Regions from separate parts of the Homo sapiens genome. Here region 2 is linked to region 1. Evidence: read pairs that join two places in POLR2A ChIA-PET (ENCODE). Cell type or tissue: GM12878. All regions are shown on one strand. Links, peaks and the distances in the headings refer to the core of each region. The heading gives the core; the rest is flanking DNA.

The links. Peaks named below come from ENCODE experiments on the same cell type or tissue, not always from the same donor. Only the 100,000 strongest peaks of a DNase experiment are listed, where the experiment ranks them.
Region 2: POLR2A ChIA-PET joins it to region 1 with 8 read pairs; 1 of 35 experiments calls an interaction of 5 or more read pairs at or near these places.

What each region holds. Positions count from the first base shown.
Region 1 is chr7:55,306,654-55,312,662 of GRCh38, reverse strand. No RefSeq gene overlaps it. Among named protein-coding and RNA genes, the nearest start is that of ELDR, 54 kb to the right of the region's middle. RefSeq lists an enhancer at 620-1,120 and a silencer at 1,682-1,866. In GM12878, for the core only: no CTCF peak of the experiment used is centred there; DNase peaks (open chromatin) are centred at 2,802 and 3,492; H3K27ac peaks cover 1,932 bases.
Region 2 is chr7:55,513,789-55,519,271 of GRCh38, reverse strand. All of the region lies in intron 2 of VOPP1 (VOPP1 WW domain binding protein), which reads left to right. Among named protein-coding and RNA genes, the nearest start is that of VOPP1, 56 kb to the left of the region's middle. RefSeq lists enhancers at 1,313-1,562, 1,633-2,112, 2,133-2,202, 1,775-2,280, 3,292-3,451 and 2 more. In GM12878, for the core only: no CTCF peak of the experiment used is centred there; DNase peaks (open chromatin) are centred at 1,941 and 3,173; H3K4me3 peaks cover 3,061 bases; H3K27ac peaks cover 4,604 bases.

The sequences.
Region 1 (6,009 bases), core at 1,010-6,009:
TGCTTACGCCAGAGATCATCCTAGAGTGCCCCTCCCCTCTCCCCGCAACAAGCCGGCCTCGGTCCTGGGGAGCCTACCTCAGCATTGCTATGTCACCATCTGCATTCCCACGCTTAGTTGAGGCCCTCATTTCAGCTTCTTACATTCTCTGAATATATTTTGCTACTTCATGCTGCACAGATATTTTACATTTGCTTTTCTCTTTCCTTCTTTATTTTTACCCAGTTTATTTTAACTCAGCCTTTAAAAATCAGTCTAAGCTTCAGTTCCTTTGGGAAGCTGACTTTGACCTTCCCCTCCAATTTGATCTGGGTCCCTGTGTGTGTGTCCAACTTGTGAGCATAAAGTAACATCAAATCCATTACACTACAATGGTTAATGCACTGGCCAGTCTCTTCCTAGACTCTAGGGCCTTCCTTACCTTGGACCCCCCCACCTCCCTCCCGGACGGGGCGGCTGGCCGGGCGGGGGGCTGACCCCCCCACCTCCCTCCCCGACGGGGCGGCTGGCCGGGCGGGGGGCTGACCCCCCCCACCTCCCTCCTGGACGGGGCGGCTGGCCTGGCCGGGGCTGACCCCCACCTCTCTCCCGGACGGGGTGGCTGCTGGGCGGAGACGCTCCTCACTTCCCAGACGGGGTGGCTGCCGGTGGAGGGGCTCCTCACTTCTCAGACGGGGCGGCTGCCGGGTGGAGGGGCTCCTCACTTCTCAGACGGGGCAGTTGCCGGGCAGAGGGTCTCCTCACTTCTCAGACGGGGCGGCCGGGCAGAGACGCTCCTCACCTCCCAGACGGGGCGGCGGGGCAGAGGTGCTCCCCACATCTCAGACGATGGGCGGCCGGGCAGAGACGCTCCTCACTTCCTAGATGGGATGGCGGCCGGGAAGACGCGCTCCTCACTTCCTAGATGGGATGGCGGCCGGGCAGAGACGCTCCTCACTTTCCAGACTGGGCAGCCAGGCAGAGGGGCTCCTCACGTCCCAGACGACGGGTGGCCAGGCAGAGACGCTCCTCACTTCCCAGACGGGGTGGCGGCCGGGCAGAGGCTGCACTCCCGGCACTTTGGGAGGCCAAGGCAGGCGGCTGGGAGGTGGAGGTTGTAGCGAGCCGAGATCACGCCACCGCACTCCAGCCTGGGCACCATTGAGCACTGAGTGAACCAGACTCCGTCTGCAATCCCGGCACCTCGGGAGGCCGAGGCTGGCGGATCACTCGCGGTTAGGAGCTGGAGACCAGCCTGGCCAACACAGCAAAACCCCACCAAAAAAATACGAAAACCAGTCAGGCGTGGCGGCGCGCGCCTGCAATTGCAGGCACTCGGCAGGCTGAGGCAGGAGAATCAGGCAGGGAGATTGCAGTGAGCCGAGATGGCAGCAGTACAGTCCAGCTTCGGCTCGGCATCAGAGAGAGACTGTGCAAAGAGAGGGAGAGGGAGACCGTGGGGAGAGGGAGAGGGAGAGGTCAACTTTCCAATGAAATACTTAGGATGGACCTCATTATCTTTTCCTTCAAATCCTGCCTTCCTTCGTATTTTCTAGCAATGGTCGCCGTGTTATCCACCCAGCACCTCAAGCTACAGTCAGCCCTGACCTCATGCCCTCCATCCCTTTTCAAATATGTCACTAATATCTTTTGATTCCAGCTCCAAGACACATTGTGAATCTGTCCATATCTCTTCACATCCCTTGTCCCCACTTTAAATTGGTGCTTCTCAACTATAGGTGATTTCCCCCAACGAGGGACATTTGGCAATGTCCAGTGGACATATTTTTGTGTGTCATGACTCGGGGAGGGAGCTATTGGCATCCAGCAGGCAGAGCCAGGGATGCAAAGCATGCTGCCGTGCACAATACAGCCCTCACAGCAAAGATCAATGAGATGCCAAATGTCACTGATGTGGCTGTGGAGAAACCTGGCTCTGCAACACCCCTTCTTGCCTGCCTGGCGAATTCACCCAGTAACCAACTCACTGCGTCCATTCTTGCTGCACCTCTGACCTTCCTTCACAGGGCCTTTATAAATGCTAATTTGACCATATTACCATTCTGCTTAAAATGCTAATGATTTCCCAGGGCTTTCAAGATAAATCTCAAAATTCTGAACGTGGCTCACTAGCCTTGCATGGTGTGTCCCCTGCCAAGGTCACTGTCCAGCCTGTGGCTCTCTTCTCTAGCTGCCTGTGCTTCAGGAGTGCTGGTAACTGCCTCCTTCGGTTCCCTGGCTCCCACCCTCCATAGGTCCTTGGCGCTTCCTCTTCCTTTTGCCTGGCAGGCTCTCACTTTCCCTTACCTCCCTTCACTCTGCTCCTGCAGCTCCTGCAGATTTTAGTGCAGAGACCTTCTCACCAGGGAGGCCTTTCTGCATTTCCCAGACTGACTGGGAACGCCTAGTTGCAGCACTATAATTGTGATTAACCAGTAGTGTAATTGGTTGTTGGAAGTCTGAATCTTATGTGAAAACATCAGCTCTGCAGTGGCAGGGGCTGTATCCCCAGAGCCTATTGTGGGGCTTCCACCTAGAAGGGCCTCAAAGGACTATGAGCAAATGAATGAAACATGTGGTACCTAACGAATACCACTTCTGGTACACAGTAGGCACTCAGTAAATCCTTGAGGAATGGCTGACTATGTAAATGTCCTTGCGTCTACATTTTATTCAGCTTGAATGAATGAGATTTTCAGAATCTGTGTCCAGTTCCTGTCCTAGCAAACCAGGTCGAAGGCATCATGCTCTTCTGAGAGGTGTTTCTTCACTTTCCTTCAGTTTCAAATTTATTTGTAATGACAAGTAAAGGTGCTAAAACCACTACTACCAGAGTGCAGCTGGGGATTTTCTATGGCTCTGACTTCAGACAGCAAATTTAGATACTCCCTGACTCCTGAGAAATAACGGTTCCCATCCACACTTCATTTTCCATTCCTTTGACACTGACTTTTATTGGACAATCTTAATTCTTCAGCATTCCTGATGGCGTGTTTAACAGGCTTCCTGGTTTCTTGAGCTCACAAAGCAGAGCAGCCAAGTCACAGATGGAGTGACTTCTGAGCCCCGACTTAGTGTGGGCACCAAAGGCATGGGAGGAGGAGCACGGGACTCTAACCGAGCTGGAGGAACCGTGTCTGGAAGGTTGAGGCCCAAATGTGCAGGGGCCAAAAATGTAGAGGTCAAGGCAGAAAACCAGAGTGAATATCATGTTCGTGGTAGGAAATGTCCAGTTGTGTCAGTGTGAATCACACAGAAGGTGTGGAGGCAGTCAGCTCCAGACAAGTGGGCTAAAGTCTCTGAGCATGTGTCCTCACCTGTAAAACGGGGCTAATGAGCGCCCACTGCATGTGCTTGTGAGGATGAAATGAGCTGGCGGCTCAGGCCTGGTGTGGTAATGAAATGAGCTGGTGGTTGAGGCCTAGTGTAGTAATGAAATGAGCTGGTTATTGAGGCCTAGTGTGGTAACGAGCGCCCACCGCATGGGCTTGTGAGGAGGAAATGAGCTGGTGGCTCAGGCCTGGTGTGGTAACGAAATGAGCTGGTTGTTGAGGCCTAGTGTGGTAACGAGTGCCCACCGCATGGGCTTGTGAGGAGGAAATGAGCTGGTGGTTCAGGCCTGTTGCAGTAACCAGCACCCACAGCATAGGCTTGTTGTGAAGATGAAATGAGTTAGTGTTTCAGGCCTGGTACACAGTAGGTGCTATTTAGGCATTAGCCATTACTGTCAACTCACGTTTAGCTTGCATTTGGGGGAGTTTCAGCTTCAGATTAGGAAGGTTATAACTCCCAGGAGGAAACAGCCCAGGATAAATGATGAAACCTACAATCAGGGATCACAAACTACATGCAAAAAGAGGCCAGGAAGCCAATATGACCAAGCCAGAGAGCCAGGTGGAAACTTACACAGGAGAGATGCATGCCTCCCTCAGGGGCAGCAGCTGCTGAGCCCAGGAGACCCAACACTCTAGGGAATGTGGGCCCAGCAGGGTCACAACTTCCAAATTTTCAAGAGCAGCTGGGAATCCTGATTTTATATGAGGTCCTCAATGTTCAATGTTGGCAATAAATTCAAAGTTGTCTTGTTACTTTGGAAAGATATAAAAGTAAAAGTTGCTTTGTTACTTTGGCAGGGTTGCCAGACCATGATAGGCATGGTCTGGATACGGCCAAGGCTTGCTAGCCTGTGACCGCCACTGAGAGATTATCTGGTTGCTCTAGAGGTCTGACCCAAAGGAATTTCAGACACTGAGCAGCTGAACATACTAATGACCAGACGGCTTTCAACACCAGAGGTATTTGGAGTATGTGAGTTGCTCAAAGATGAGCAAGTGTTTCCCTTGATAAGAGAGGAGATAGATTTTATATAATATAGTTGGGAGATTTGTAAAATAGTTTAGCAATGAATTGCCTGTCTGTGCTTAGAAAAGCAAGAAGTGGCTAGAATTTGGCATTGGATTTGATGAAAAACTATGCAAACCAGCTTTTTGTTTCTTTCTTTGTTTTTTTGTTTTCGGACACAGGGTCTTGCTCTGTCACCCAGGCTGGAGTGCAGTGGTGCAATCATGAATCACTGAAGCCTCAGTCTCCCATGCTCAAGTGATTCTCCTGCCTCAGCCTCCCAACTACCTGGGACTGCCTGTATGCACCTCCACAGTCAGCTAATTTTTGTATTTTTTATAGAGACGGGGTTTTGCCATGTTGCCCACACTGGTCTCGAACTCCTGGGCTCAAGTCTCTGCCTGCCTCAATCTTCCACAGTGCTGGAATTACAGGAGTGAGCCACTGTACCTGGCTCCAAAGTAGCTTATTTCCTTTTGAACCCAGTTTTAAGATCAAAAGATTGGTAGAATGAGCAACACTGACACTGAAATTCTGCAAGGCATTTGATCTTTTTACTTCGTTTTGTCCACATTGCCCCTTTGGATGAGAGGGAAATGCAGGTTAGACAATGATGCAATGGGCATGAGTGTTGAGCAATAAAGTCTAAGTGCATGTCTTTCTCAAAAGGTAGTCTAAGGCCCAGGGAACATCAGGGAAAACAGTACAGGGAAATTGCTCTCAAGAAAATAAGAGTTTAAAGAAAAAATGAAGAAAAGTACATAGAAGGGAAATTCAAACAGAAGAGGATGGGTGTGTGGTGGCCTTTCAATAGTGTGTGTGAAGGCCTCTTCCACACTTTCACTGGAGACTTCAACGATAGTATATCTCAGGCCCAGTCTCATTTCCCAGCTTCTGCCTTCTCCACTCCTTGCAGCTACCTCCTGCTGAATTCCACGCTGCCCTGTCCTCCCAGCCTCTGGACCAATCCCCTCCAGGCAAGCTCATCAGCAACTGCTTGCTCCTGGACTCCAATCAGAAAGTGCTGAGCCTGTAATCCCAAGGCCTTGCCCAGAGGGAGCTCTCCCTGGTTCCAGTTTGCTAGGACTGGTTTCCACTGTGCCTCCCATCTTGTTCTCGCTAGCTCCTCTTCCAGAGACTAAGCCCTTTCTTTCCACATTTCAAACAACTGTAACCCCTAAGAGAGCTCTCCTGAGCTGTGGCTTCTTGTCCACCAGATTCTCAGTTCCTTCCCTCACAGCCCCCTAGAACAGGATTCCACCGTCTTCCTTGAGAAATACCAGGGCCATCTGTGGCCAAATCCATGGATAAATTGGTTGTGCTCTTTGGGTTATGCATCTCACTTGCTCCTCCTGGCTCTGCGTCCTCTGGGCCTCACCTCCCCTCTTGGTAAAAGTCATTTCAGGTCCTGGCTTCGTCTTTGACCCTGCCTGCTCCAGGGTGCTCTAATGAAGCATCACACCTCATGCCCTAATTCTGAGATATGACTGACAGAATCTACATGGTTGTTACACTTGTAGATTATATTGAGCTATGGGACAAAACCAGGGTTCGTGAAGATAGTAACAGGTAGGAGTTAGCAGAAAAAGTCCTGATCTTGATCCATAGACCCACTTGCTCAAATGCAGAATGAGGAATATGTCACTTTGTGGCATCTTTTCCTAAATAAACGTACAGATTTTTAGTGCA
Region 2 (5,483 bases), core at 484-5,483, 210 kb before region 1:
TTTGTCACTCAGTCCTGTGGCCCAGTTTCCTTTCGCGCTTTTCTCTTCCAATGGTGGGGAGAAGGATCCAGAGCTCCCTAGGTGCACTGTCCAGAAAAATGGAAAAGTGAAGTCACCATGAGAACACGAAGTTCAGCGTGAGAGTACCAGCAGGTAACAGTTATTGAGTACTTACTCCAGGCCCCGGCATTGTCCTGTGCCCTGTACGTAAATTAAGGTCTTCGGATCTCATGATGCCAGGAAACCCCAGCCCCACCCACTAGTCTTCTCTGTTCTGCCTCTGGTCTTTCTGTTTCTCCCCTCTGTTCCCAGTGTCCTCACCCGAATCCACATCTGTGAATGTCCCTCTGAACCATTGCCGAAACTTTCTAGCTAGTCTCCTTTCAGCCTCTTCTCCTGTCCAGTTCTCACGTCTTTGTAAATTTCCATGTCACTTTTTTGCTTAAAACCATCAGGAACAATGCCTTTTAACAGTAGACTTTCAAGAGAGCGTCTGGCTTTATCTTCCTTCTTTATTGTGAATCTCATGAGGGCAACAAGTTATAAATACTTGGCTTCCCAACAAGCGTAGGATAGTGCCTGGCACACAGCGGCCATCCTTGATGTTGAGTGGATGCATTTCCTTGCAGTTCCCACCATGCAGTCAGCAGCGCCAACCCATGTAGGGGACCTTTGATCATTCCCCAGTTCTCTCAGCCTCTTCTGACTCAGTTCCCTGTCCCCATAAAAGTTTGTTCCTCCCCTGCTGTTTTGGCTGTGAGAGAATGCTGACAACACCAGCAAACCACCACGCGGCGAGTGCTTCAGTATGGGGCCGTGGCCTGTGCATTCCATAACCCTGCTGCCTGGCCCAGTGTGTAGCACCTGATGTTTGCAATCATGTTCGTGCAGAGTTCACATATTTGCTCTGTTACTTTTTTATTTAATTGAGGTGAAATTCAAAGAACAGAATTAACCGTTTTAAAGTGACCCGTGCAGTAGCATGAAGCACTTTCCCTGCATGTGCGGTCCCCACCTCTGCCTAGCACCAGCCTTCCCATCCCTCCACTCTGTTGTTTACCAGCTCTGTGACATTGTCAGCTGCTTCCTCTGTAAGACGTGACTGCGAATTCTGACCTGCCAGGTTTGAGGCACAGGACTTGCACACGGCCAGTGCAGAAGTCCCATAAGAACATAACCTACCCAAGGCCAGCTCACCTCTCTGTTACATATGCTCATGAGATTAGTGCTATAGACTCAGTGTGCCACTTCCCTGCACATGCGAGGGACGACAGTGTCCTGACACAGCAGTGAACCCAGTGTGGTGCCAAGGAGAAAGTTGTTTTTTTGGGGCCAGCCAGCACACATGGGGTGGCTTGTCCAATACCCTCACCGGTCCAGATATTTAATACTCAAAAACTGTCTTCTCCAAAGCTGTCTTCTCCACTGTCCATCAAGTTGGGGTCATGAAGCATTTTTCTTAAAGGGGAATGAGTAGAAATTGCTTAGCTATATTCTACTCCATCCAGTCTTGCTCAAGGAGAGGTCTGCTGCAAGCAAGAGACGGCGGCTACACCCCTACTGGAAGTGCTTGACCTGCAGGAGGCACAGCTGCCCTAGAGTTAACCTTGAGGGGTACGTTATTTTTGATCTCTGAAGCCCACTGTGGTTTCTGCTGCCTTGGTGGAGAAGGCAGTGCAGGTACAGGAGACTCACATCCAGCCCAGCTCGCCCTGCTGCTGGGGGCCTCAGGCGGTGGGGATGCAGGAGAGGCTGGCGGGCTGCCATTGCACACTGCTGCCGGCCTGGCCTCTGGACACATGGCCAGTGTGCAGGGTGCTGTCCCGGGGATGGTGATGGCTGCACTTCATTCATTCCATCCACAGGTGTCTGTGGAGGGCCCACGACGTGTCAGTTGTGGTGCGTTGTGGTGTGCAGGACAGGGAAGGTACCTATGCCTCATGCAGCAGTGGTATAGTCATGTGAGAGTGACTAGTCATTTCTGAAGCATCTTCAACATCACATTAAAAAAAAACTTAAATTAGGCCGGGCACGGTTGCTCATGCTGGTAATCCCAGCACTCTGGGAGGCCGAGTCGGGCTGATCTCCTGAGCTCAGGAGTTCGAGACCACCCTGGGCAACATGGTGAAACCCCGTCTCTACTAAAATAAAAAAATATATATATATTAGCTGGACATGGTAGCACAAGCCTGTAGTCCCAGCTACTTGGGAGGCTGAGGCATGAGAATCGCTTGAGCCCCAGAGACAGAGGTTGCAGTGAGCCACACCACTGTACTCCAGCTTGGGCTACACAGTGAGACTCCGTCTCAAAAAAAAAAAAAAAAAAAAAAAAAAAAAAATATATATATATATATATATATATATATGTAATGGATCTCATCTAAAAAGTACATTTCTAGTATATTCTACATTTCATTTCACCTGGGTAAAGTGCTAAGATTCTCCAAAACAGATATTCCTTACAAATATGTTGACTCAAGGTGGTGTCCTATTTTGTTAGAGGTTGTTTTCTTTCCTTCCCCTGCAGAAAATATATTTCAAACAACACCTCTGTTTTGTGAGTGTAACTCACCATGCGGAATGCATTGAGGAGGGAACATCTAGGTTGCAAACTTGTTGTAGAGATTTTACTCCTATATTTGATAATCTGATTTCATTTTGTCTCACCGGAAATCCCAGGTGGCAGCCGCCTTCTCCCTACTCTGCCTGTCCCTGCATTTCATTTCAGCGTGCCAGTTAGTAAGCTAACAGAGACTGAGCTCTTTTAATGAAATGTAGGTTTTCTACTGTAGCTACCTAGACATACAAAATTACTCTCACCTCTTCTGATTTCTTTGTGCTAAATGATCTCTCTCTTTCTACCCTGTCCTGCTTCAAGGTTTATTTCATTTCCTTAATTTGATATTTTTCCATTATTGGTCTGGAAGACTGTGTATTACATGTATAAACAAGATATTCTTATTTTTGAAGAAAAAGACCCTTTGGGATCTGAACAGAAAAGCAACACATTCCTGTTCCCTCCAGTAATGTTTCTTTCCCCCTTCACTTCCCTTCACTACCTGCCTTTCCTGTTGCAAGCTGCCCTTCCAAGAGCTCTGATTAAAATGTGCCTTTCTGTGCTTTGGTTCAGGGCTTACTAGGTGTCTGCTCTTAGTAACATGTGATTTAAAAATAGCAAGTGGCTGTGTGGCCTCAGCAGCTCCCGCCCCTTGGCTTGCATTCTCTCCTCGAGTTGAGCTTCTGCTTGGGCCTCGCTTCCTCAGCTCCTTTGCCAGCACGGCCTGAAACAGGGGCCACCGTGTGAGCTTCCTGGAGCCCAGAGATGAGAAGATAAAGGTAGGAACTGACCGAGGAGCATGTCCTGCAGGATCCAAAGCAGCAAACAGCACACTTCCCTGTCAGTCCAGAAAGTGCTGCCGACTAAGGTGGCGTTTGTCAGAGAAGAGCCTAGACGCAGGTCCACATGCGGGAACTCAGTCCGATGTTCAGGTGTCTGCAGGGAGCATTGAATCCTCCTCATCAGGTGACAGGGAGCTCCTGTCTGTCACAGAGGCTGTGCCTGCTGCTCCTGTGGCACAGAGGGGAAGTGGAGTGGCATGGGAGGAGGTAGCTCCAGATGCTATTCAGCCTGCGGCTTCAGTTTTCTTAAAAAAGGTGTGGTCGTGGTGCCTGCTGCACTGGGTTGCTGTGCAGTATAAATACTACTGTGCATGTGAGATACAGAGTAAGGACTCAGTCACTATTTGGGATGCCTGTATTCTCCCTAATATTTGCAGTTTCCTTTGGCACATTTTAACACTGAGCTTGGAGAAGACCGGGGGTTCTGTGCCCAGAGGTGGCTGATGGGTCCGCTGATTTTACCTGGGGACCTCTGCTGCAGGGGACAAACTCACCTCGCTGCCAGTCATGCTCTTGGGGACGCTGTGGGAGGCAGCCTTTCCCAGCCCATCTTTGATATCTGCCAGAGGTTACCTGGGCCTTCCTCGGTGCCTGAATGGACACCACCACCTCTTTGTGGGTAGTGGGAGGCCTCTTGGGTCAGGAGCAGTGACTATAAGAAATGTCACCATCTCCATTGAGATTTCCAGCCCAGGTGCTCCTCAGCCCCCCAGAGGCCACCCAGCTTACAGCCACCACCCCTGAGAGGACTTGGGTGTGCGGAAGAGCAGAGAGAGGGCGGTGGCTTGGGAGGCAGCAGCAGGCTGGAGGTGACAGGGCGTGCCTGTATGCCAGGGTGTGGACAGAGACCTCGGGAGGCTCCTCCACAGCTGACAGAGGTGCAAGTGTGTTACACAGGGTCCAGGGCTTATCCAGCAGGAGGCAGAACCCATTCCAGCAGCACTGCACGGCCCCAGCTCACTACAAGGACAGCTGAGACTGCCCACTTCTTTGCATCTACCTTTGCAGCAGGACAGAGCAGAGGATGGCCCCAAGTTGTCCTAGACTAGCTGAGACACAGAGTCTGCCAGATACACAGCCTGGGAATGCAATGGCTGACATTTGTGGAGTGCTTGCCTAAGCACTCTGCGGTGTCATCTCCAGAGAGCTGGGGATGAGTGTCCCTCTCTGTGGCCCATACCCCTCTTTGGTGCATGGGTACCATGCTCCTTCCCTGGACTTACTGTTGCTGAAATAAAACATCTGTGTGTCTCCTCCCTAGACTGGGAGCCTGTCTTGCTGATTTTTATACCTTCTGTGCCCTTCAGGGCCTGGCCCATAGAAGGCACTCAGTATACCTTTAGTAACGGAGACAAATGGTGGCCTAAGGAGGGTTGGAGACGGAGTGATTCTGAAAGCATTCTTTGGGGATGGAAAATATTTAAGGGGCTGGAGTTCAAGAGATCGTCTCTAGACCTGCTATGCCATCAGGTTGTAGTGTGATCTTGGGCAAATGTCCAACCTCTCTGGGCCCCCGTTTCCTGTGCTAGATCACCTTCAAGGGTCTCATCCCGCTTATTCCACAACACCCTGGCTGGCTGCTGGGAATAATTTATAGCCTAGAAAATAAAAGATGAATGACTGAGCAGGCATGTGTGTTGTAGCAGAGACAAGCGACAAATGGGAGATGGATTTTAGCTCATTAAGGGTCCAGCCTGCTTGCCAAGTACAAAGCAACCACCTCATCTCTCCTTCCAAGCTAGTGAGTCTTTTTTCTTCTGCAGGTCTTGGTACTGACATGATGATGTGAGAAAGGGCGCCGCTCCCAGTCAGACGCTGGGGTGGATCTGGGAGCCTGGCTTCACTGGACCAGATCTTGTGGCTCCTTAGACATAATCAGGTGCTTTCTGACAGTTACCCAGACTTCAGACGATGACTGTTTCATGTGACTTTAATAAGCCAGAGAGAGCTGGCTATTTAGATGTGCAAATTTCTTGTTACTGTGAATTGAAATGAATCTCTGTCCCCCAGAAAATTGAGGGTGGGTTAGAAATGGTTGAGTATTCTTGACACCAATGATTTAAAAGTGAAAATAGCCCTGTGGC